Regions from separate parts of the Mus musculus genome. Here regions 1, 2, 3 and 5 are each linked to region 4. Evidence: chromatin loops called from intact Hi-C (ENCODE). Cell type or tissue: heart. All regions are shown on one strand. Region 1 overlaps Plce1 (phospholipase C, epsilon 1). Region 2 overlaps Plce1 (phospholipase C, epsilon 1). Region 3 has its middle 29 kb from the start of Gm46666. Region 4 has its middle 21 kb from the start of Gm46666. Region 5 overlaps Plce1 (phospholipase C, epsilon 1).

Evidence for each region. Hi-C counts contacts between places; a loop is a spot of excess contacts. Peaks named below come from ENCODE experiments on the same cell type or tissue, not always from the same donor. Only the 100,000 strongest peaks of a DNase experiment are listed, where the experiment ranks them.
Region 1: it touches region 4 in a loop (2.2-fold over the local background); 2 of 42 quality-filtered maps call a loop at or near these places.
Region 2: it touches region 4 in a loop (2.3-fold over the local background); 2 of 42 quality-filtered maps call a loop at or near these places.
Region 3: it touches region 4 in a loop (2.2-fold over the local background); 4 of 42 quality-filtered maps call a loop at or near these places.
Region 5: a loop joins it to region 4, with 2.7 times the contacts of the local background. A loop is called at or near these places in 3 of 42 quality-filtered maps.

Annotation. Positions count from the first base shown.
Region 1 is chr19:38,564,355-38,569,354 of GRCm38, forward strand. All of the region lies in intron 1 of Plce1 (phospholipase C, epsilon 1), which reads left to right. Among named protein-coding and RNA genes, the nearest start is that of Plce1, 43 kb to the left of the region's middle. In heart, a CTCF peak has its summit at 2,492 (motif pointing right); a DNase peak (open chromatin) is centred at 2,007.
Region 2 is chr19:38,530,270-38,535,269 of GRCm38, forward strand. The region is part of intron 1 of Plce1 (phospholipase C, epsilon 1); the gene reads left to right. Among named protein-coding and RNA genes, the nearest start is that of Plce1, 8.6 kb to the left of the region's middle. In heart, no CTCF peak of the experiment used is centred here; no DNase peak of the experiment used is centred here.
Region 3 is chr19:38,426,894-38,431,893 of GRCm38, forward strand. No RefSeq gene overlaps it. Among named protein-coding and RNA genes, the nearest start is that of Gm46666, 29 kb to the right of the region's middle. In heart, a CTCF peak has its summit at 2,607 (motif pointing left); no DNase peak of the experiment used is centred here.
Region 4 is chr19:38,476,594-38,481,593 of GRCm38, forward strand. It overlaps a transcript of Plce1 not described here. Among named protein-coding and RNA genes, the nearest start is that of Gm46666, 21 kb to the left of the region's middle. In heart, CTCF peaks have their summits at 2,677 (motif pointing left) and 4,386; DNase peaks (open chromatin) are centred at 2,628 and 4,408; H3K4me3 peaks cover 1,723 bases; H3K27ac peaks cover 1,589 bases.
Region 5 is chr19:38,553,344-38,558,343 of GRCm38, forward strand. All of the region lies in intron 1 of Plce1 (phospholipase C, epsilon 1), which reads left to right. Among named protein-coding and RNA genes, the nearest start is that of Plce1, 32 kb to the left of the region's middle. In heart, no CTCF peak of the experiment used is centred here; a DNase peak (open chromatin) is centred at 2,248.

The sequences.
Region 1 (5,000 bases), 88 kb after region 4:
TGTGCGTGCTATGCCTGAAGTCGAGCAGAGCTCAGTGAGGATGGGTGCTTATCCTGAGTGGCGTCAAGGAAAGTGGGTCTTGTGTTAGCTCTCAGACGATGGACAGAAGGAAGTCAGAAACGGAGATGTGCCTAGGGGAGACAGAAATACAGAAAGAGTGGATAGGGGACTGTGAAGAGGACAGTACATGCCAGAAATTTCCACCACTCGATGAAGAGGAGCCAGCCAACTGTTTCAGTTCACCGACTCTTTCTGCTCACTCCCTTGAAGGTTTTAAGTCAGGGGTGGCACTCCTGGGCATATTTGATGCTGTGGTCTGCGTACCTCACCCACAGCAGATATTACTCTAACAAATCATAATACTATCGTCTTCATCCTATAGCATTTTTACCATGTTAACCTGCCTGTTGGGGCTGACATGCAACCCAAGATCCCTTTGTTTTATGTCCTGGTTTTAGTCAACCTGGTCAGGTTTTACTTTAAGTAAAACCATTTTATGTGTCACTTTGTTGAATGAAAACTTGAAATGAGCGTTATAACAGCATAATATAATTATTTGACTACAACATAAGAGCATCCTCTTAGCATGTCTGCTTCACAGTGATCTTCTTTGGGAGATGACATTTGGCCCATTTACCCCAGGCTAATTGCTTCGATTCTTCAGATCACAATTTTGCATCAATCAGTTCTACTTTTTTCAGAACTTAGCATTGATTTTCCGAAAGGATGCTTTTCAAAATACCAAGTGAAGCAATTATATTAACAATTTCTAGTCCTTTCTTATCAAGTAGAAAATGTGTCCCTTGAGATCGTGGGGTCTGCTGTACACACTGTTTTCCTTTAGGATAATATGAGTGCTGCCTTTCCTGGCCTCTCTTCTTGTCCCCTGTGAATCTCATTTTTTCCCTTGCCCCTTTCTCCTTTCTCCTCTTGGCCTAAATCTTATCCTTTAAGAACTGGGAACAATGGCTCTGGCCACATGTGTGGCAGAGGATGGCCTTGTTGAACATCAGTGGGAGGAGTGACCCTTGGTCCTGAGGTTATTTGATGCCCCAGTGTATAGGGGAATGCCAGGGCGGAAAAACTAGAGTGTGTGGGTGGGTGGGGGAGCACCCTCATAGAGGCAGGGGGAGGGATTGGATAGAGGGTTTCTGAAGGGAAGACCTGGAAAGGGGAAAACATTTGAAACATAAATAAAGAAAATATTCAATAAAAAATATATTTGGTTTCGGACCAGGGGTGGCGAGGGGCCGGGGAGGGAGAATAACTGGAAACAAGGCTGACAAGATGGCTCAGTGGGTACTAGCAAGTGGCACATGTTCGCCTGAGCCCCCACTTCTCTCTCTCTCTCTCTCTCTCTCACACACACACACACACACACACACACACACACACACACACACACACACACAGAGTTCCCAAACCCCATCCTCATTTCTGAAGTCTGCCTTTCCCCAGAATGCTGTATTGTGTGGTTTTGAGCTCACTTTTGCTGGATGCTAATGATTTGGGGACCGGCCATCTTCTCCAGCTAGACTCAGAGACCCTTCAGGGCAGCCTGAGCCTGTTCTATCATTGTCCACCACAGTGTAGGAGACAGTGACATCCTTTCCCAATGGTGGATGGTAATGACACACAGAAGCAGCAAATTATCTTTACAGCTCTGGGATGCTGGCGTTTATCTTCTCTTCCTAGGAATTGCTCTTCATGCTGCTTTACTTGAGAAAATATAATTGGTGTAAAATTAGATGGCAAATCCATATTGGGGAGCCATTCATGTGGAAAGGTGACAGCTTGTTCTGACTTTAACCCTGGCTCTGGCTCTTGCAGTGATAACAGCAATGGTATCCAGCTGTTTCTAGCAGAGTCTACCTTCCCTTGAGTAAAGGGAGTACTTGGGGCCTCTGACTGGAAACATGGCATGTCATGGGACAAATATGCTGGCATTTCTGTTAGGACAGCAGGTGATATCCTCTTCCTGAGGGAAATGGGAGAGACCAGGCATGTGGAAGGACCTGCATCATGACCTAGGATGAAGGGCCACACTGAGCCTGTATCCTGCTATCAAAAGTTCCTTTCCTCTGAAACATCACTTTTTGCCTCATATTGTAACTGGGTGCAAGCCAGTGCACTTACTGTGTGGCAAGAAGAGTTGGTGTCCACTTCCTGAATCAAGCTAAACTCTCAATTATTTAGATTTTTTCCCCCAGAGGCACTATGAGATAGAGGCATTAGGACCTGGCTCTATGGGAGAGGAAACAGCTGTTCAGGGAGGGTAAATGGGATGCTTGATGTCACTGGCTGGTCAGTGGTAAAGTCTGAAAGCAGAATCCACATCCTTCAGACCCTAGAGCCTATAGTTCTCCACCTACATGCTAAACTGCTACCATTTCTGCCCGGGAGAGTCCCATAAAAGAGGTGCCCAGGGGAGCTCTGGATCTGAGGGTCCTGCTGCCTCATCCGCAGGGCAGTGCACTGTTTTCTTTTTTCCTACCAGTAGATGGAAATAGAACTGAATGTTTCAGCGAGTCCTAGAAGGATTGCTGGAGTCTCTCCCTCGGAGCAAAAGGAGGGGGAGGAGAAGCAACAGAAAATCCTTAGGAAAAGCTACAGTGAGAGGATGGCTGTCAAACCTGAGCAAACTCCCTCCCCCCACCCCCCACACCCCTGGCGTCATGCTCTGATGATGGTTTTAACCTCTTAGAGGCCAGGGAGCCGGGAGCAGCCTTTGGCAGCTGTAGAATCTTGTGAGCGTTGCTGGACACTGCCAAGTAGGGGCTTTCTTTGTGCTAACCAAGGTCATTTTCTAAAGACTTTGTCCTCCATTGTAAGCTGCTGCCCTGGGAACACAGTCTTCCCACAAGTTTGTATGTCATGTCATTTCTAGAAAGTGTGGCTTTGAGAAGAAAACAGCTAAAAGAGTATATGAGTGGATAAAGAATAAAGGGACACCTGGTCTCCTCTTGTCCAGTTGTATTCCTGAATAATACTTTACATAGACATTCAAACTCTTTCTATGCACATGTGTTTACCATGCACTGATATTTTTAAACCATGTTATAGCTGCCGAGCTGCACATGCTTACGGCATAGAAGCACCCTTGAATATTATTAGTGTTAGCTGGTTCCTTTCAGCTCCGGTGGTTTGACCCTGGGTTGGCACTTGGGCAACATCTGGCGACATGAGCTGACAGGCACTATGTACTCATATCTAGTGAGCAGGGGGAAGTTGCTAATCCTCCTACAGTATGTAGGTCAGTTCCCTACAGCTAAGAATTTCCATGCCTTACATGTTTGCGCTTTCTGAGACTTCATTTCTGGAAGATGAAGATGCAAAGACAAAATGTCTGTGGATAAAGACTTCATTTTTAAGTTAAAAAAGAAAAGGGAATGATGGGCTGTTGAGTGGCTCTGGCGATAGAGACGCACAAGCCTGACCTCCCGAGTGTGATCTCAGCAACCCACTCCCAAAAGTTGTCCCCTGACCTCCACATACACTCCGTAGTGTGTGTACACTGCACACATGCACACACACAAACATGATAACAGTAATAAAAATTATATTCACATTCCATACATCACAGATCTCTCAACCAGTTTCCAAAATCAAAAGAACTCGAAGCAGAGGTGTTTAAAGTTCATAGTAAACAAGGATTGTGGTGGCAGACCTTAATCAGAGTGGATACAAACCTCTTTATTCCTGTCAGTGTGCAAGCTTACGGGTCTCCTTAATTAACTTAAGGACATTTAAACCTTATTTAAAACATTAACGGTTTGTGCTGGGGGTTGTCACCTCTGTCTCTTGAGGGATAATTAGACAATATACAGGCCCTTGAGACATATATACTTTTTTTAATTGAAAAGCAAATCTTATAGATTTTGAAGTTTTTGATAAACGCCATTATGAGATAAGTCAATTTATGTTGAAACATTTTCCCAGGAATTTAGCATAGCACTGCTCTGCAGGATTTAGTCCCTAGAACCCTCGCGTGTAGAAACGAGCACACACGAGTGATGTTAGTGACTTTCAGCATTTCAAACCCCCTCAGGCTGGGGACCTGGTTCCCTGGTACAGCATCTGCTTAGCATGTACCAGGCCCTAGATTAGGTCTCCAGCTCTATAATAAACAAAACAGAACAGTCGCCCTTTGGAGATCAGTTTAATCCATTGTTCAGAAGGTGATGGTAAAGTTTCTAGATCTCCACTCTTGCCACTGTCTTATGGTTTTCCATGCAAATTAACAGTATCCCCCAAGCCCCACAAACGACATATTGAACATTGTCTCTTTCTTATTTAAAAGTTGGTAAGGCCTAGGACATATTGAGTACTTATCATGTTTCATATTTAATACTTTTTCCAAATCTGGTCTTCAAAAGTTCCTGACTTCTGTGGAAGGTAGTCTTATTTTTAAGAAAATGAGCTTTTTTGGAACAGACTTACTTGGGTATGTTATCTGTCTGGGACAAGTCAGAACCCCAGGCTGTAGTTCTGTGGGGGTGTATCACTACATGTGATTTCCAAAACACTCACCCCGGGGCAGACAGTTTCAGTATTTCTGTATTGGTGGCTATTAACTCTTTTTTGGGGGGAGGAATAAAAATTATTCCAAGCTGTATTTTCTTTCAAGAGATTGTCCTTGGACTTGAGGGGAGTCATCAAATTTCACTTGAGTGGAGTAGATATTTTTATCAGAATACTAAAATAAAGTCACTGGAGCAAATCTGAGGTTACTAAGCTCTGCCACCCCAGACTCCAGTGCTGAGCGTTATTTGAAATGAGAAAACATCAGTGTCCCCCTGGAGCCTGCATCTGATGTGATATTAAGGAGAGCTCCCAGATATATTTATTTCTCTTGGTTTAATCCCAAGAAGCTGCTGGAACTGTCAGTTTCCATTACGAAAGCGGCAGGTGTAAAAAATATTATCTTCAGTTCTCTACAACAGAGCCAATCCAAGAACTTTCCAGAAAAATGAAAAATCCCTTGCCCAAGCCAAATATAA
Region 2 (5,000 bases), 54 kb after region 4:
GATGGAACTACTCACCTTGCATCTATTTCCTTATCTCTGTAGTTACTCTCTTTGGCTAGGTTCTGATAAAAGGTGGAGTAAAAACCTTCCACATGGACTCTGCTTTGAGAGTCTGGTATGTATTTCTGCTACTCTTATGATGCTGGGGCAGGATCAGCCTTAGGACTTTCCCTTCTTTGCTACAGTTGTCCTACATAAATGGAGATCTCAGCTTCATAGAGCCATCTCTTGGAATGGCCATTTGTATGTAGCCTGGAAATGATCTGAGCCAGTGGGCAAGGAAGGACATGCCATCAGGTGATGGCCTGGTCTCATCCTTGCCCTGCACTTTGTTGGCTGGGACCTTGGGATACCATGGATTGATTGCCATAGTCATGAGCAGAAGGAGTTTCCCTCTTGGGGAACATACAGACAGCAGACAGTGAGGTTCAGAGACATCTTAGGGTGGTGGGGAGGCTTCCGTCCTGGTGACCAAATGATTCAGCATTCAGGGACTTGAAGCATCATTGCAGGGCTGGGTGTGACTATCTTCTGCCCTCCATGACACACTGGTGGCTCGTTCTTCCCTGAAAAACTGTTCTCAGAGTCAGAGAGCTGACTCATGCTCCAGCTCTTCAAGGCTTCAAGAAACCCACATGATGCTCTCTTTGGTGGTCTGGATACATGAAGACCTCAAGAAGGCAAAGTCCTGACCCTTATCCTAGGTCCCTGCCTAAACTCTAACCCCTTCCCTTGTGTAAACTCTAGCCACTCAAACCCTCAGAAAGCTCAGCAAAAACCCTTCTCAGCCTTCAGCAACACCAAGAGCTGCAGGTCTCTCAGGAATAGGAAGTGCCCCTTCTCTTCTGAAGCACAAAACCTTATCTCCTTGGTTGGCGCAAGGGTGCTCGATGTCTTCTCTTTTTATACAGCTTTGTTGAGATACAGTTTACCCACTTATATTCAAAGATGATTGCACCTTCACCAGTCAGTCTGGAACACTCTCATGCCCTAAGAGAAACCCTAAGCCCTTTAGCATCACCACCACCTGCCTTAGCCTCTTCCTTAATCCTATACATCCACCATTCTTCCTGTCTCTATAGAATACGCTATTGTAGATTTTTATACACCTGGACTTGCAGAGTATATGATATTTTTGGGGTGGCTTAATTCACTTGCCTCAGTATTTTTTGATCAATCAACACTCTAGCACATATTAATGCTTCATGATTTTTTTTTGTTACTGTGCCATTGTATTGTATTGTATTGTATTTATCTATTTATCCACTCATTAGTTGCTGAACATCGAGCCTTTTCTGCTCTGAGGCTATGACTCTGAGTAATGCTTTTGTGTACTTGTTTTTTCTCTGAAGGGTAAAGGATTGAACTCATGGCTTTTTCCATGCCAGAAAGGTGCTCTAGCACTGAGCTGTAATCTCAGCCCTGTGAGCATTCAAACACAGGCTTTTGTGAAAACGAACATTCCCGGTTCTTGTCAGTGTATACCTAGGAGTGGTGGCACGTGCGTATACCTATACGTTTGACCTTTTCAGGGGTCAGCAGACAGTTCCTCCAAGTATCTGCCTCATGCCCACAGTGAGGCATGATGCACCGATGTCTCTATGACCCCAGCAGGCCTTGAGATTGTCTCTGTCTTTGTTTGTAGCCATCCTACTTGGATATGAAGTGATAGTCTCCTTATAGTTTTTATTTGTGTTTTTGTGATAGTTATTCCTTCCCAGCATTTCCTCATGTGCTTGTTAGCCTTTTGCATTTTTATGGAGAAATTTCTAGTCAAATCCTGGAACTGAACCCAGGATCCCACACATATCAGACAAGTACTCAACTACTAAACAACCCTGGTCTCTTTTGTCCATTTTAAAATTGAGTTGTCTTTCATTTTGAGTTCTTTTATATATTCTAGACATAAGTCCATGATCAGTGTCTTAGTCAGGGTTTGTATTCCTGCACAAACATCATGACCAAGAAGCAAGTTGGGGAGGAAAGGGTTTATTCAGCTTACACATTCACATTGCTGTTCATCACCAAAGGAAGTCAGGACTGGAACTCAAGCAGTCAGGAAGCAGGAGCTGATGCAGAGGCCATGGAAAGATGTTACTTACTGGTTTGCTTTCCCTGGCTTGCTCAGCTGTCTTTCTTATAGAACCCAAGATCACTAGCCCAGAGATGGCACCACCCACAAGGAACCTCCCCTCCATCACTAATTGAGAAAATATCTTACAGCTGGATCTCATGGAGGCATTTCCTCAAGGGAGGCTCCTTTCTCTGTGATAACTCCAGCTTGTGTCAAGTTGACATATAAAACCAGCTATATGATAATATATATGGGTATATATATTTATATATATATGTTCATATATATATTCATATATATATATATAGAACATGGCAAAGATGGCTCATAACGTTAATACCCGTGGAACTTGATAAATATTTCCTTTAGACACCAGTTTATTTCTCCTCCTTCTTAATCTTCCTCATGTCGCTCCACAAGCAGCAGTTTTTATTGTGAGTCGTTCTCCAGAATCTTACTTGCACCCTAGATGACCCTCAAGGGCAGTTTGCACCGCTTTGCAGTCTCCTCTCCCCATTCACCCTCACGAATTTTTATTACACAGATTACTTTTCTCGTTAAACAAGTTGTGTTTCCCAGAAGGATGTTTGGGAAGTCATAGTTTGAATGTGCCCTTCTGGCACGCCACCAGAAGGGCATCATAACAGCTTGGGTGGAGGTCATTGCTTCATGATAAAAATACTCTGTCATGCACAGGTGCCACATAACCTAGAACTGTGGTGAATCATGTAAGGTGTCCAGGGTGCAAAACTTAAGGAGGCCTCACATGTGGCAACCTTATACTCTCCAGTGACTGCCTCCTTAAATTTTGAATGCTGGGCTTCTCAAGTGTCTTGTTTGTTTGTTTGTTTGTTTGTTTGTTTTTTTGGTCCCAGCCCTGGCAACAAGGGTTTAAGACAGCCTGTGTTTATCATCATTGTTTGAGAATGGTCTCCACAGGGTCCCATAAACCTTGGCAAGGATAGTCTTAAAACACAAGCAAGAGTGGCTCTTACAGTTTTTAAAGGTTGAAAAAAAAACTAAAGAAGACTATTTTACAGCATGTGAAAATTATATAAAACTCAAGTGTCCCTGCTGGCAAAGATTTTAATAAAGGTTTTTGGAGTGCAGCCACCCTCGTTCCTTTCCACACTGTCTACAGCTGCTTCCACGCCGGAACAGGGGAGCCTGCGTGCTGTAAAGGCAAAACCAGCCTTTGTTCTTCGGCCTTACAGTAGAATTTTTACTTTTCAGGTGAAGAGACTGGTCTACACCTGGCCACTCCCTATCTACCTTTTCTTTGGCTTTCTGTCCCACCCTCTCAGAGGTCTTCTGTGCTAGCCTGACTCCCACCCTGCACCCTGGTCTAGAATTCCTCTGACAGTCAGAATTCCTCTGACAGTCAATTCCTCTACATAATTCTTGAGTGTCTCCCTGGATTACAAATAGAGGAATACAACTTATACCTGCTTCCATTCTCTCACTCTGCTTCATTTCTCTGTCTCTCTGTCTTTCTATCTCCCTGGCTCAGTTTCTCTCTCTCCTCTTCTCTCTCTCTGTTTCTCTCTGTCTCCCTGTCTCTCTGTCTCTGTCTCTGTCTCTGTCTCTGTCTCTCTCTCTTTCTGTCTCACTCTCTCTCCTTTACAGGCCCACTGCATGCAGGCTTGTTAGCCAGCCTTTTCTTGACAAAGCTACAAAAGGAGCTTATTTTGTGCTCTGCCTATAACAGAATTGGGATTTTTCCACTGAAATTCAAAAGGGATCTTTTTCAGGCCTGTGAACCCAGACAGCATGCTCTCACCTCTTCAGACTTGGCCAGAGAGACAAAGAAGGGTCAGATATGAGTCTCTTTGTCTCTGGCACCTTTTCTCAATTGGCTGTAAAAACTCTGGGAGGCTTTCCAGAAGGGGAGACAGGGAAAAGAATTCTCCTTCTAGAGTTTTGTTCTGCTCTTCAGACAAACAGACAGACATACAGGACCTCCCCGCCAACACAAACGCTTTTAACCAGGCAGTCTATGTATGGACCAGGAGGAATCCTGTTTCTGATTTCAGGGCAAAGGACATTGCTTTACGTTGGAAAGATCATTCTTGGGGTTTGGAAGGTGTTTGGCCGATTTCCTCAGTTTGTCGGGTACTCTTGACAATAGTCCTGAGACTGGACTCTTCTGAAGAGGCCAAAAGGCCAGTTCCATTTCTGCCATTATCTTGCGCGCGCTCGACCAGCAAGAACAACGCTGCAACAGGATCCTTCTGCACACGTTTATTGGGAGAGCTTGATTGCAGAGGCGAAAAGACTTCGAGCCCAGAACTGGTGCTGCTTTTATAGGCCTAGGAGAGGCGTGTCTCATACCCGGATTGGTTATGCACTAAGCCTCATTTGCATGTTCCTCATCTGATTGGCTACTCTCTCTCAGTACCTCACAGAGCCTCATTATCATATCTCATTTGCATGTCTCATATCCGATTGGCTACTCTCTTAGTACCTTACAGAACCTCATTATCATATCTCATTTGCACGTCTCACATCCCATTGGTTACTCTCTTAGTGCCTTACAGAACCTCATTATCATGCCTGGGCCAGGCAGTGTTTTTGCAAAAAACTTTCCTGCATATGTACACATTGGTTGTTTGTCCAATCTTATGTGTGGTGGCCAGCAGTAGTCAGTGCCACTCAGCAACGGCACATGTGGCTTCCCACACCATTAACTGATGAGTGCCCCTAAAGAAATCACTTTAGCCCAGGACTTTGTTCACATTGAGTATAACACACAAAGGCAGCTGTGGCTTCTTTGTCAGAAACTCTGAATACAATTTGCATGTGTAGTTTAACCTATTATAAATTACACATGCCCTCCTGATTCTTGAAGCTCACCAGCCTATGACATCTGATTTAAGTTCCTACCCTCAATTTGGGGCTGAGAGATAACTATTCTACTTCTCCCTGA
Region 3 (5,000 bases), 50 kb before region 4:
AATCTCGGCACTCAGAAGACAGAGGCAGGAGAATCTCTGTGAGTCTGAGCTCTGCAGAATTCCAAGACAGCCAGAGTTATGCAGAGAAATGCTGTCTCAAAATAAACCAATCCTCACTCCCCAAACAAAGAAAATTCAATGTGTATCACACACACATACGCACATACACACACACAAACTCACATACGCAAGCATACACCTATACATACACACCCCTCCCTGTTAAATGACTCAGTGATATCTGGAGCCTGGCTGTTCAGAGTGCAGTTGGCAATCCCATCCTTGTGGTGTCTCTGTGTAGGCAAGAGAGTTGAACTCTAAAATGTTGCCATGGACAATTACTGCTTGATTAGCAGAATCTGAGGCAGGCTGAGGGAGGGCCCAGGTCTTACTAGAGTATATTCAACAGGGAAACTGGATAGGGCAGCGGTGAGCTAGCATGGGGTTTCTATGAGTCTAGTACAGGCTGATGCCAGGAGAGCCCAGGCTCGATGCCCTGTAGGAGTTCCATTCTGAGAGCAACTCAGGAAGTGGGCTTGGAGAACCCGTGAGCCCTTGACAATTTGCACACTCAGCAGCTGGGCTCTGAGGGCAAAGTAAAGGGGGTGTGAGCTGGTCAGAGGCCATGCTCACATCCACTGAGCCACAAAGGAGCAACGAGGGGAAGTGTTCTGGGAAGTGTTTTCTGAGAGCAAAAGAAGCTGTGTTCCAGAGATAGCCAAGGTTGTAGCTCATGCAGCAGTTGGACGTGGTAATGTGTAAGAGTCACCCAGGTGGTACTGGTTTTGAAGGTGCGAAGGAGGGCATGGAGAACAGCTGAGGTTTGGCATTGTGAGAGGCCAGGGAAAGGCATTGGTGAAGACAGAGCTTCAGTTGCAGTTGACAGCCCAGGACTGAAGGGGTCATGCAAAGAAGCTGCGCCTTGGCACCATGAAGAGAGCCTATGAGAAGCTATTGGTGAAGCCTAGTTGCAGTGGAAGACCCCAGTGTCTTGGAGATGCCAGTACCATGGGATGATCACCAAGCATGGGAATACCTGCCAAGGCAGCCCAAGAGAAAGAAGTGTGTTGCAGTCTACAAAGATGAAGGGAGCTGGAGATATGAAGAGCGCTTTGCATCAGACATGGAGATGCAGCGTTTGGAGTTTGCACAGCTGGTTTTCTGTCTTGCTTTGTCCAGTATTTCCTCAGTATGACATTTTGGAATACTGGAACGTATATCCTATGATGTTGGAGGTATATGATCTGCATTTTGGTTTTATAGGGCATTACAGTTAAGAGGTTGCATCAATCTCAGAAGAGACTTTGAACTTTGGACTTTTAACATTGGTGAGACTATTATAGACTATATGAACTTTTGAAGTTGGACTAAATGTATTTTGGATTATGCTATGGCTAGGTATGGCCACCATAGACTCATGTGTTTGAACAAGCCTATGGGGTCAGGGAGTGGAATGTGGTGGTTTGAATATGCTTGGCCCAAGGATAGGGCACTATTAGTAGGTATGAGTAGGTGTTGGAGTAGGTGTGGCCTTGTTGGAAGAATTGTGTCACTGTGCCGAGGGTGAGGGTGGGAGTAGGGTGGGTGAGGGGCACTTTGAGCTTTCTTCCTCCTAGCTGCCTGGAAAAAAGTTTTCTCCTGTCTGCTTTTGGACCAAGATGTAGAACTCTCAGCTCCTTCTCTAGCATCGTGTCTACCTGGACATTGCCATGCTTCCTGTCTTGATGATAATGGACTGAACCTCTGAACCTGTAAGCCAGCCCCAATTAAATGTTGTCCTTTATAAGAGTTGCCTTGGCCCTAGTGTCTCTTCACAGCAACAAAACTCTAAGACAGAGGGCAAATGACTTCACTGTTGTGGCCTCATGAGAGGCATGTAGGAACAGCCTTTCTTCCTGTTAAGTAGATGGATTTTTTTTAGTGTTCACAGCTAGTTTTAGCTACACCTGTAAACCCGACTCCTGGGGAGAGTGTGGCTGCTGCCCCTTCACACTTCCATGCGGTACAGATGTCGGTCATAATTAAAGATGCCCTGCACACAGGCACTGCACCTGATAAGACACCCCGTCACCTGGCTACAACCTGCCTGGTTGTGAGTATGTGCAGGAGAAAGTCAGTGGAGCAAAAGAACCTGCCTCAGGAGTCAGGGCCTGGGATTGAACTCCCACTACTTAGCCCTTACTGAGCATCTTCAGGGAATGTGTTCAAAAGTTATAGAGAAAAAAGAAGAGGAAGGAAGAAAGGAGGAAGAGAAAGAGGAGGAGAAGCAGCGGCAGGAAGGATTTTTCTCTAACTAAGGTGGCTGATTTCGCCTGAGCTTTAAAAAAGTGAACTAAGAAAGCTGACTACAAGCTTCCCCCTTTTGCACTGCCAGGGCAAAGAGAGAGGCCAAGGCCCAATGTAGAAATGGCCTGGATTTAGAATTGATTTGAACAAGAATTCTTTGGTCGCACTTTCCTCCAGCAGCCATTCAGATTTAAAGTAACTGAAGGTGATCCCCACTACCCCTCCATTTTCACAACTCTACCTTTTCATAGTCCCCACTGCCCTGAGGGGTGAGTGTTATCAGCTCATTTAAAAAGATCCAATGGCTCCCCCTTGTGGTTGAGAGCTAGATTGCCTAGATGTGCATAGCCTGGGGCTATTTTTTCTTTTTAATTTTAAATTTGAAATAACTTCCATTGCATTCGGTTTCCACATCATTCACGAAATGCCGCCCAATTCCAGTCGTCTTTTTAATCTTGATTGAAATGATCATCCATTGATTACATCTGTAATCTCATCACTATAGAGAGGTCAAGGTAGAAGGATGATAAATTTGAGTCCAGCTTGGGCTGCACAGCAGACCCTGTTTCAAAAAAGATTTGATTTCAAAAAAGTGGTGGCGCACGCCTTTAATCCCAGCACTCCGGAGGCAGGGGCAGGCGGATTTCTGAGTTCGAGGCCAGCCTGGTCTACAAAGTGAGTTCCAGGACAGCTAGGGCTATACAGAGAAACCCTGTCTCAAAAAACAAAACAAAACAACAACAACAAAAAGATTTGATACTAGAAAGGAACTCAACAATAATGAGTATGGAGAAAAAGAAAGCCTGGCTCACTGTGGGTAGGTGTGTAAATCGCTGCAGCTACCATGGAAAAGGATCTGGTGGCTATGCAGAAAATAATGACTAGAGCTGCCATATGACTCAATAAACCCCACTCCGTGTCTTTACAGCCAGGGGAATCGGGAATCGGGCCCGCTCTTGGGATGTCGTTCATTGTCCCAGTGGCATCTACCATGAACTAAGCCACAGAGTTCATCCTGTATCCTGCTCAAGAAGGGTGACGCTCTGGGCCACACTCTTTTCTTCTTTCCTGACATCGATGCAGACAAATTCTTGGAGTCAAGTCTGTGGAAAACAAGAGGTTACTCAGCTATCTCTGGCTGCCAATGTCCTTGCAGGCAGCCCCCACAGTATCTCAGTTGTTAAGCTGATCTGACGGAAGAACGTCATTTTCAAACTAAGAGTTGGGAGTGAAATGACTTTCTTTTTTCCATTAAAGCGACATGTGTACATGCTAGAAAGAGAGAGGGAAAAAAAAAAACCAAAACAGTGTAGACAAATTAAGAATTAAATTTCCTGTCCCCTCAATGTTTCTTGTGCTGGTTCCTTCCTCCATTTAGACTTCCGGTTTCCGGTTTCTGAGTGTTTGGTCTGCTTCTCCCAGTAGACATACCAGTCAACTAGTGAGTTACCTAAGAGGAATTTGGAAGCTGAGTAAGGAAATGAAAGCGGTCCAGGTTTATTTCATTATGATCAGATGCCCGAAAATAAATCTAGATCATCATTATGTGCCCACAAAGAGAACAACTTGGCACCGGCAGAGAGGTATTTCATTATAAGTTGGATGTGTTATGGTATTAGATGTTTTGTTTCATTATGTTCTCATTTATTGACAGGCCAACGCGACCGCAGAGAATGTGGAGTCCCTGCCAGTCCTTTGCTGACCTCCAGTACTGTTAGGAAAAAAAAGAAGAAAGAAAGAAAGAAAGAAAGAAAGAAAGAAAGAAAGGAAGAAAGGAAGGAAGGAAGGAAGGAAGGAAGGAAGGAAGGAAGGAAGGAAGGAAGGAAGAGCTGAACAGAGAAGATGTCAACATTTCACTTCCATAACCAGCTTTTATAGGATGCTGGGGAGGAACAGTGCATCTTCTTATTCGCTGAAGCATGTTACAAAGCCCAGACTCAGCCCTGATTACAGCCTTTCACCTCCCAGTTAGAGCGGCCCCGCCCCCACCCAGCTTCTTCCCTACTGTAGGGGCCCATCCTCATTGAAAAGAGCTGCATTGGAAGTGTGCTCTCAGTACTTCCTTAGTGGGCTGTCTATCCCATTGGTCAGGGAGCTCCCTAGTGGGCCACAGAGTGCAAGAGCAACTCTGTGTGTTAATAGGATGTCCGCACCAAGGAATCTTATGCAGTATTAGGACAGCTATAGTCAAAATGGCACATGTGAGCAATCCTTGGTGAAGACGTAGAGAAATGGGAGTCCTTCTATATTCTGCCAATGGGAAAGTCACAACGTTGAGTAGGGCTCACAAGAACAGAGCCAAGAGAACGTATATATGCTATGAAAGGGTTTCGTTAGAATGACTGACGTGGTGGTTGGCCAATAAGAGCCTTCTGCAAGCTAGAGAGGCATAGAGTCCTCTATCTGCTCAGTTCACAAAGCTGGATGCCTCTGTGGTCTCAGGCTGGCTCTGTAGGCCTGCTGGGTTTCTGCAAAACCTTTGCTCTTTAGTTCAGGTTGCAAAGCTTGAGAAACTGCAGCAGGAACAAGGTTCGATAGTCAGGAGCAGGGGGGGAAGGGAAGCTTAGCTCTCCTCAGGTTTCTTTTATATCTGAATGCCTCATCAGGAGGTGCTGCCCATGCTGGGGGTGGCAACGGGGTTCTGGGGAGCAGTCTTCTTCATGAAAATGCCTTTGGGGACCCTGTGGTGCTTTGTATAGGAATGGGCCCCATAG
Region 4 (5,000 bases):
TAGAAACTTTGTAATCAAACTACTTGGCTTTTTTTATAGGTATTAATGAACCAGGCAAATAGCTTCATTCTCCTGTGCCCCAATTTCTTCTCACTTAAATAGGAATCGCTGCAGTATTTATTTCATAGGTTTGTTGTGGGAGTCAAATGAGTGACTTCCTGCCGAGTGCTTAGAACTGTAGCTGGCATTAAGTAACTGTCTGATAAATATAGGCAGTATGATTATTCCTTCACTTTACTTCTGCGTATTAAAACTTAGTCTTACTAATAGTTTGCTTTGAAAAATTCTAGGTTTTGCTTTTTAGTTCTCTACTTAGTTTTAGTTGAAGTTTTTGTATGTCTTATTTCCTCCTTGTTTGTCTTGTTTTGTAGCTAGATTCTCCTACTGAATACTTAGATAACTCATTGTAAAACTTTATTCTTTTCTGGTAAATACATCTATTAGAAAATTATAGTTTACTGCCAAGATTGCTTTATATACAGCCAACATTTTTTGTATGTAGTTTGCTGTTATTTTTATTATCTTTCAGTTCTAGTACTTACATTTCTGTTAATATTTTTTTAACCTATCAGTTATTGGGAAGTTTTGCTTCTCTCTCTTTTTGTTGTTGTTTAAAGAATTATCTTCTATCTCTTTTTAAAGATTTGTTTTCTTCTCATTGTGCTTTTGTATGTGTGTGCTTTGTGCATGTGTGCATGAGCATGCAAACGTGTGTGTGTGTGTGAATATGTCACATGTCTGTTAGTGCCCGAAGAAGCCAGAAGAAGATGTCAGACCCCTTGGAACTAGTCACAAGCTGCCTGACTGAATTTGGGTCCCCAGTGAGGACTGTAGATACTGCTGAGCAATCTCTCCAGTCTGCCCCATCTTTTATAAAAAGTGAGGAGGGAGAAAGGGAAAGGGGGACAGAATGAGGAAGAGAAAGGGAGATGAGTTGTTTACTTCTTTTCTAAACCACTGCTCAACTCAGATGTCATGTCTGCAAGCAGGGCAAAGGAACATAGTATGTATGAAGCAGAGGAGTGCATTTGCCACCTTCTGCTTGCTATGCTGCATCTGGACTTACTTAGATCCTTTCCTGCCAGAATATCAGTACCCGGAAGGTGGGAGCTTTGCGGACTGGTCTGTGCACTGCCCTCATCCTGGTACCCAGAGCAAACACACCAAAGAGGAAACAGGACTTGCAAAAACTGTTATTTAAATAAACACCAATAAAGCAAAGTCTGCACAAAGCTCCATGATTCCTCCATGAGTGAAGACAGACAAGATCGTCACAATGGTGAGCACTGGGTGGCTGCTATTACCTCACAATTACTCTCTGGCAGGAGTGTTTGAGAGCAGGCTGGGTTTAAGATGGTCGTTATTAATGACAGGGTTTGGGAATGCTAGCCAAAGTGACATACAGGCATTAGTGAAGGAATTTCTTGTTCATTAATCTAAAAACAACAACAACAACAACAACAAAACAAAACAAAACTACACACAACAACAACCCAGTTTGGGCCTTTTATTTTCTACTTAAAGAATTCCTTTGGTGTGTATTAGTTCCTCTTTAGTGTTGACTGAAACACTATTGATTTTAATTCCTTTATTGAATCAAACGCAGAGCCACTGAAGAACGGAGTTGGTTGTAAATCAGCTCAAAGATTCCAGTTGGAAAAAAAAAAATCAGTGAAGAAACTGGGCCTCATCAGACCTCACAGATGAGGCCACTCTAGGATACCTGGTTCAGGCTCTCTTAATGTCTGAACTCTCTAACCTATTTGCAGACTGGAAAGTCTGTCTGCACCATCTATGCAGTCAGTGACCCGGAGGGGGAGGAACCGGTGTCTCATAAAGCAAGGTCGTACCTTCTTCAGCCCTTTCCCAGCCTCCCAGGGTCTCAGATGTCAGTAGACACATTGCCCCCAGCTGCTTAACATAAATCATTGTAGTAGTCTGTACTGACCATGCAACACTCAGCTTCAGGATTTGTTTAAGAGCAGGTTAGCCAATGGCTGGCTTGTTGAGTGTGACAAGAGGGCCCATCTTCTTCTTGAAGTATGTAGAATAAAGGGTGTAGGGCCGGCCTCCTTCTGGGAAACGATTTTTACAACTTAAATTCTTAATCTTAAGGATTCCCACTTAAGTCCATTTCCATTGAGTGCTCTTTTTGCTAACAATTAAAAAAAAAGATGGTGCGCTTTCTTCTTCAGTCTCCAACACTGATGCTCTAAATGTAGATACAATTTCAACGGTATCCTTTCTGGAAGCTGTTGTTATTTACTGAGCAGAATGGTCCTCTGTACTGAGATGCGGACTTGCTTCTCTGAACTGAATTTTCCATGGAAATTGTCCAGCGCTTCTCCAATTCTCAGGCGCTTTATCTGACAGTCTTTTTTCCTGCAGATAATGGCTGGCAGCAACCCACAGCGCAGAGGTTATACGCTGTACTTCTGAAAGAGCCCTGAATGGAGCCATTGTGCCCCTGAGATGGTCTGCATGTTTGACTGAACAGAAAGCAGGGTGTAAAAAAAGGCACCTTGTATGCAACTGTTGGCGAGGTTGCGGAGTGAATTAAAATCTCCAGAAAGTCTGGGCAGTGCTGTTCAGAGGGAGCAATGAGCTCTCTGGAAGTACTGTTAGCTCAGACATTCCAAAGCGGTGAGGCAGCCTCAGGGACTAGGCTCCCTCCAGTGGCATTTACGGAGGGAGTGAGCAGGGAACATTGATCTGGACACTCTCTTTGCAAAGATTTGGGAAAGGCACCCTATGTAGCTGTAGCCGGTGGAGCCTGCAGGTCACCATACTTGGGTGATCAGCTTGCTACTTATGGGACCTACATTTGTCTTGGGTCTCAGTAGTGCATAGGCTCAGCTGGAGGGTTTGATGTTTACTGCCTAGATAGCCACCACTTTGCAGCAATCTGATTCCCACATCAGATTTAAAAGAAAGGACAACCAGCCACAAGTTTGGGGGTACCAGGTGATGATGATATCTGGATGGCTAGATCCATTAAATGAGCTATACAAATCAGGGTGTAATACTTACGTTAAATAAAAGCCCGATCAGCTTATCTATTTTTGCTGACCTCGCCACTTACCTGCCCAAGTCTATGGTTGGAGTAAATGACCATTTATTTGTTGTTGGTCTAAAACGAAAATCTTGATACTTAACGAACAAAGAATTTCCCCCAAAGCCTTCTGCTAAACCCTTCCTGAACCAGCTTTAGTGGGAAGCAGTAACATTAGTTTTCATTAAAATCCTAGTGGTAAGAAAACAGCAAAACAGTGTAAGGATCGGGCTGGCAGATTTTTCTTATGGGTAGAATTCTTTGGCTGTCTTGTGCATTCTTGCTCCAGCCTCTCCTGTGCTCTGGAGGCTCCAAGGAGGGGAGATCTCGTTTAAGAAGGACCTAAACTGAGCAAGAACCTGTGGGAGGCAGCCATGATCCAGTTACAGGTACAGTTGGGGAAGGATGAGGGCTGGATGCATCCTTCTGTGTGGCTCATTCTGGCTAGGGCGTGGTGGCCTCCTCACAAGATGGGGAGTTAGTATGGCAATATTGAAGATCTCTGCATTAATTAAAGTTGTGCAGGAGAATGACTGGCTGTGGTGTGGAGGGTTGATTTGGTCCATAGAAAAGACAGACTTGAGATGTGGGCCCTAAAGAATCGGTCCTAGTTGAATGTGGGAGAGGATGTCAAGCCTGTGGTATCTGCAAAACAGGCAGGCAACAAAGGAGAAGGCACAGGTTTAGGCAAACGGGAGGAGGTTTGGGCTTTCTCCAGGTCTCTGGCTCTCCTAACTGCAGACAGGGCATAAAACTTTTGCCAGTAGCCAAGGACGCTCTATGCAAAGCCGGCAGTTTCTGGCAGCTGTGAAAATCTCCAGATTTGCTTCAAAAAACCAAACAGGCTCAGTTGGTTTTTTTCTTTTTAAGAGGTCACAGGCATGGGTGGTCACACACAGCAAGAGGGGTGTCTTGGGGCACAACGATAGATAGCGTTCTACAAGTACTCGCGAAATGAATGGATGAATTAGAGATGAGAGTCTCACCGCCCACACCTACTAGAGTAACTTTGCTCAAGTCACGTAGTAACCTCGGGCCTCAGTCTCCCGATCTGTCACCCAGGGATGGTCAGCAGGAGGGGACGCAGTGCGAGAGGACCTCTTGCACCCGAGGTGTGCAGAATTCCCGCCCTCCCGGGAGCAAGGTGATCCATCGCAGCTGTAGCCCGCTCCCTCCTGGATCTGAGACAAGAGAGTGGCTCTTGGACTCCTTGGCCAGGAGGGTCTGGCGGGGGTCGCCCGGATTGCTAGAGTGGGGTGGCAGGGTGGTGGGGGCGGGCCCCATCCAGCCGAGTCGGGGGCGGGCCAGGCACTAGCCGCTCCCCTGGTCGCCCGGCGGCCCGCGGTGGCGCTCGCGGCCTCTCACCCCGCGGGCGAGTTCTGGGAAAGCCCGGCCCAGGGCGGGGGCCCGCGCCGCGCCGCCCCGCTCCGCTCGGCTCCGGGCAGCGCGCACTGCTGGGGCGAGGGACGCGCGGGCTGCGCCCGGAGCGCGGGCGGGCGGCGGGGGCGGCGGGCTGGAGCGGCGGACGGCGGCTGCGCGCCCCGCTGTGCTCCCGGGCACTTGCCCGGCTCCTGCTCGCTCCTGGGAATCGGCTGTGCTGCTGACACTCGGTGGCCCGGACTCTCCACGACTCTGGGGACGCACGCGAGTGGACCAGGTCCCCAGGGGCGCGGCATTCCCGCCCCGCCGCACGACTGGCTGGAGATCTAAGGTGAGCTTGCGACTCTGTCGCTTGGTCCCCGAGGACCGCAGATCCGGAGAGCTGGGCTGGGTGCTCTCCAGGCTGTAGTCGTTCCCGGGCAGCAGCCTAACTTTGCGGCGTACCTGGTGGCCCAGCCAGCGGCTCCCGCCTCCCAGGAAGACAGCCGGGGCAGCCATCCCTTGCGGAATGCGAGGCTGGAGGTCACCGGGTTACCCTGGCCTCGGCTCACCATTTCATGCTGTGTGT
Region 5 (5,000 bases), 77 kb after region 4:
TGCAGTGGAGGTGGCCATGTTATTTCTTTCCTAATGTGGCTGTAAGTCCTAAGTGGTGGTAGGTATATGAGCGTAACACTTATCACCCAGTACACACTCAGTGAAGACGGATTACATCATTGTTATCATCATCATTTTTGGAAATGCAGCTAGAGAAAGTTCTCAACCGATAGAAGTGTTCAGGGTTGTGGCCATTTGGAAAGTAATAAGCTCAAAGAATACAGGAGAGCATCAGAAATAAGATTCCCTCGCTTTAAATGTCTGTTTCTTAGTTTTGTGAACTTGGCAAGATTTCATTTCCTTGTGCCTTGAAGAAATGAGTACTCTGTGGCTTGCCTTACAAGAAAATTACAAGGATTAGTGAATTTATATTGAACTCTTGGACTCTCTGATTGCAAAGTAGGAAATATTTTTTGCAGCTGGGATGCATTAATGCTAGCATGAACCTGGGCACAATTACCAGATTTAGTCTGTTTTTTTTTTTCTTCTGCCCCTTTTCAGCTTTTGTGAACTTCTGTGTTTCTTTGCTGTGTGACTGAAGGGATTGTGGAATACTTGCCTTTGAAGTTTTGGTGGCGAGGAAGCCATGGGTGAAGGTGCTAGATGTTTGGGTGGCATGAGATAAGCAAAACCCATTTTTTGGTTTTGTTTTGGGGTGAGCAACCTTACCCAGTCTTGTTTCTCTCCGAGACAAACTGGAGAAACCAGCTGGGCAGGAAGATTGTTACAGATTGGGCTCCTGTCCTGGAGATAACACAATTGTGTTTTCTTCTGTCGAGAGAAAGTCATTAGCCAACGAGAAGTGAGCTTTTATAGTTACTAACAGAAATGTAGTGCTGGGGTTGGAGATACGATATGAGTTAAAAGCACCACTTCCTCCTGAGAACCTGGGTTCAAGTCCCAGAATCAACATGACAGTCCACAACCATCTCTAACCCCAGTCCCATGGGATCCCAGGGCACTGAGTATATCTGTGGTACATAGACACACATGCAGACAAAACCCATACATGTAAATTAATACATAAAAAGTAAAGGTGATGATAGTCTTGAGAGTGTTATTGTTTTGCCTGGTTCTGTATATCTATCTGTCTTGTTTGTTTCTTTGCTCATTTGTTTTTCTGGTGCTGGCAATGGAGTTGAATTGGACACTAGGATAACTAGGAGGGGTGGCCTAGACATGGAGACCAGGAAGCGAGGGGAGGGAGAATACTATAGAAGAAGTAACAGGGAGATGAAGGGAAGTGAGGACACCAGGGAAGATAGTTATTTAAGAGAAATGGTGCAGATCACAACAGAGCAAAGGAGGCAAGGGCTCCATCCAGTGAGCTACGTCTTTAGCCCCTAGAGCTATCTAATTTGTAGCACATTAAAAACTAAAGTATAGAGGTTAATTCTGTGGAGGGACATTCATGTGAAAGGGTTGGCACAAGAATTAAGAGTAGAACCTTTTTTTTCCTTTGAGACAGGGTTTCTCTGTGTAGCCCTGGCTATCCTGGAACTCACTCTGCAAACCAGGCTGGCCTCAAACTCACAGAGATCCAACTGCCTCTGCTTCCCAGTGCTGGGATTAAATGAGTGTATCACAATCACTGGGTTAAGAGCAGATTCTTGAGGCAAGCCATCCAGACTGGAAGTCATTCTCAGCCATGTGCCTTTGTGCAGATTTCAGGACCTTGGAGGAATAGCTCTCAGTTTTGTAAGGAATAAAATAGTTAACAAATACATAGAATTTGTTATACTACTTAATTCACAGGGTAAGCACTGAGTGCTTGTAGGTTAGCTTTTGTCATTTTGAGCTGTGGGTTCTGGGTATAAGCCCTGGATTTAGATGGCTTGAGTTTGGATCCCAACTCAAAAAAAAAAAAAAAGTCCTCCTTATAAGCTAACCTCAATGAGTATTTTTGTTAATTAGTTACACATCTTGCATATACTTGGTCAGACTCATGGGAGAATTAAATGAGCATATCCTAATTTCCAGTGTGCCTGGTAGATATGAAATACTCAATGTATGTTAGCTATTGGTCTCTTGGCTTTTCTTTAGATTTCAGTGACATCTTTCTTAGCCCTTAAGGAGAAAGTTGGAAAATCTGAGTGTCTTGGGCTTCTGGGAGCTGGTGTCCACCTTCCACCTCTGGAAGATCCTTCCCAGATTGTGAGCTGGCTGCTGAACAACACAGTCAGTCATTTCTGAATCCACTCTCCAGACCACGGTGTTCTGCAGCAGATCTTGGCAACACATCAGGTTCCAGGAAAGTACATGAATCACCACAGGAGTCCCAACGCTGCACTTCTGAACCTCATAAAAACATGCAGTGCTGTTACCAGATAGCCTAATACCCATCTTCCCTAGTGTCCTCGCTTCCTTTCCTATCCTATCTCCCTCCTTCTCCCCCCTCTACATTGTTCTCCTTTCTTCCCTGGTCTCTATGTGCAGACCCTTCCTCCTACTACCTTCAGCCCAGATCCCAAACAATTTCAGTCCCTTCCCACCTGGACACCTCTTTCCTCAACCCCCGCCCCCGCCCCTGCCCCTCCCCTTCAAATGCTTGCTTGTTGGCAGCGCTCCCTGCATGTCTGCTTCAGTCATCACTTTCTCCAGCTCTGCCTCTTTCCTGTAAGGCACTGTTGTTTTTAACTATAGACATCTTGGATCCCCATGTCTCTGTGTGTGGAAGTTCTATCTGCTCTGGGAAAGGTGGACATTTGGTTTCCTGGGAGGAGATAACTGAATGGCTATGTCTCTGTGGCTGATACAGGTTAAAGTCCTTGCTGTAGTATTGCCATATCTCATTGCTATCTCATATCTCATTCTAGACTAACACTTAAAATAGAGCCTGACACATAGGTGGTACATACATTTAATTCCAGTACTCAGGCTATAGAGACAGACAAATCTCTGTGACTTCAAAGCCAGTTTACTCTATACCGCAAGTTCCAGGCTAGCCAGGAGCCCATAGAGAGATACTACCTCAAAAACAAACAAACAAACAAACAAACAAACAAAATCCCAAACAAAACAAAAACAATAAACAAGCAAATGAAGAAATATTAATAGTGAGGTTTCTGTAGTATTAGGAAATTAGCAGCGGCTGTTAAATCAAGGGGGATTAGAAGAGGATGGTGTGTTCCAGACAGAGTATCATGTACCAAGGTCCCACGGTGGACAATATGAACTGAACAAAACCCAGAGATATAGGATTAAGAGTGGGGAGGCAGGTGAGGTAATTCAGAAGTGAACAGCAGAGGCCTCTGCATTGATTTGATTACATCACAGCTATTGACTTGGCCTGTACTTTGTCACCTTGCCCCTGTGTTTCTATATATCACACATTTATGTCCCTATAAAATATCTTTGTCTTGTCTCTAACTCAGAATGATGATATTGATGAGATCAGAAGCTAGTTAGTGTGGCAATTGGTTTTCATTGTCAACTCAACTACATAGAATCTCCTGGGAAGACAAGAGTCTCCATGAGTGATTGTCTAAGTCACATTGGTCTATGGAGAACTATCTTGATCAAGTTATTTGATGTGAGGGGACCCAGCCTGCTGTGGGTTCAGCATCCTTTCTTGTTTGGGGTCTTGAACTATACCAAAGTAGAGGTGAATCGAGGAAGCATGCATGCATTCATCCTCTCTCTGCCCTTGACGTTGGAAGCAGTGGCTCTAGTCCTGGCTTCGTCGTCTTCTTGAGGAATAATCTTGGGCAAGTTACTTACCCTCTCTCTGGGCTTCTATCTGAAAAGGAAGCTTCCATTAATTAAAAATGACAACTGTGGTAGAAGTGCTGAGTACTGCCCATGGCTGTGTGACTGGCTTGTGGTATACTCCTGCATCTTGAAGGTGGAGGAGCTTTGAAGACATCACAGTAGGGGTTGAAGAGTTTTTCAGTTGCAATTGGATCTTGATAGAGCCCTGAGCATTGCCTGAGGTGAGGGGCCAGTGATTTTCATGATCTGGTCTGTAATTTCCTTGAAGAATGATCTGAAATTTTTTTCTTATCCTTGTTCTTTGCTGGGAACACATGGCAGCCATGACTACAGTTCCCACTCAGCCTTCATCAGGGAAGCCATTCATCTTTAGGTCTTCTAGTTCATCTCTTAAGGTCATGATTTCATTTGTCTCCCTATTTCTCACTCAACCTGGTTTTAGTTGACACAGATTCTGGAACTTTGTCTCCTTTGGTCACTGAACTATGATTTCCTGCATCTCATTATCCACAACTCTAGTTCCAGACCCTTGGGATGCACTGGCTTGCTGATTCATGTACCCTTTTCTGCCCCTGTGACCTCTTGGAACTGGGATCACTCTTCACTCCTGACACTTGCTGGCTGGGATAAAACAACTTTATTTTCTACTCCCAGATCCACACTCATTCCTGGCCTTCTGCATTATAAGTTGGAACTCATGCTGTTTCTGCTTTCATTTCCTTTTGGATAAGAGGCATGGCCCTTGAGTTCCCACTTCCAGTTCTAGATTGACATATCAAAACAAAATCCCCCTCCCCATGCCTCACTATATGCTTTGCTGTTGTTGTCTTGAGTTAAGATCTCACACCATAGCACAGGCTGTTTTAGAACTCCCATAATAGCCTAGGTCAGCCTGGAACTCGTGGCAGCCATCTTGTCGCAGTCTCCTGAGTGCTGAGATTGCAAGTGTGAGCCACTACATCTGGCTTTTCTGTGCTCTGGTCAGGCGGCAGGCAGAGAGCTTGCTGCACTGTTTGTATTCACCTTGACACTGTGCATTCTTCAAAGGCTGCAAACCATCCTTAATTATCTCTGTGATTCAGAACTGGGGCAGGGCCTTACAAAATAAAAGAAGGCCTTTAATGAATGATTTTTAAAACCAATTAATTTATGATCCTTTGAGAAGACCAGCAGTCTGAACCACAAAGAGAGGGTGTTTGGCTGCTATGGAAACTATGGGCAACTCCTAGAGATGGCTATCTATGGGGAGGCCCCTTCAGCTGTTGAACTCTTTGAAACAACCTGCCTGG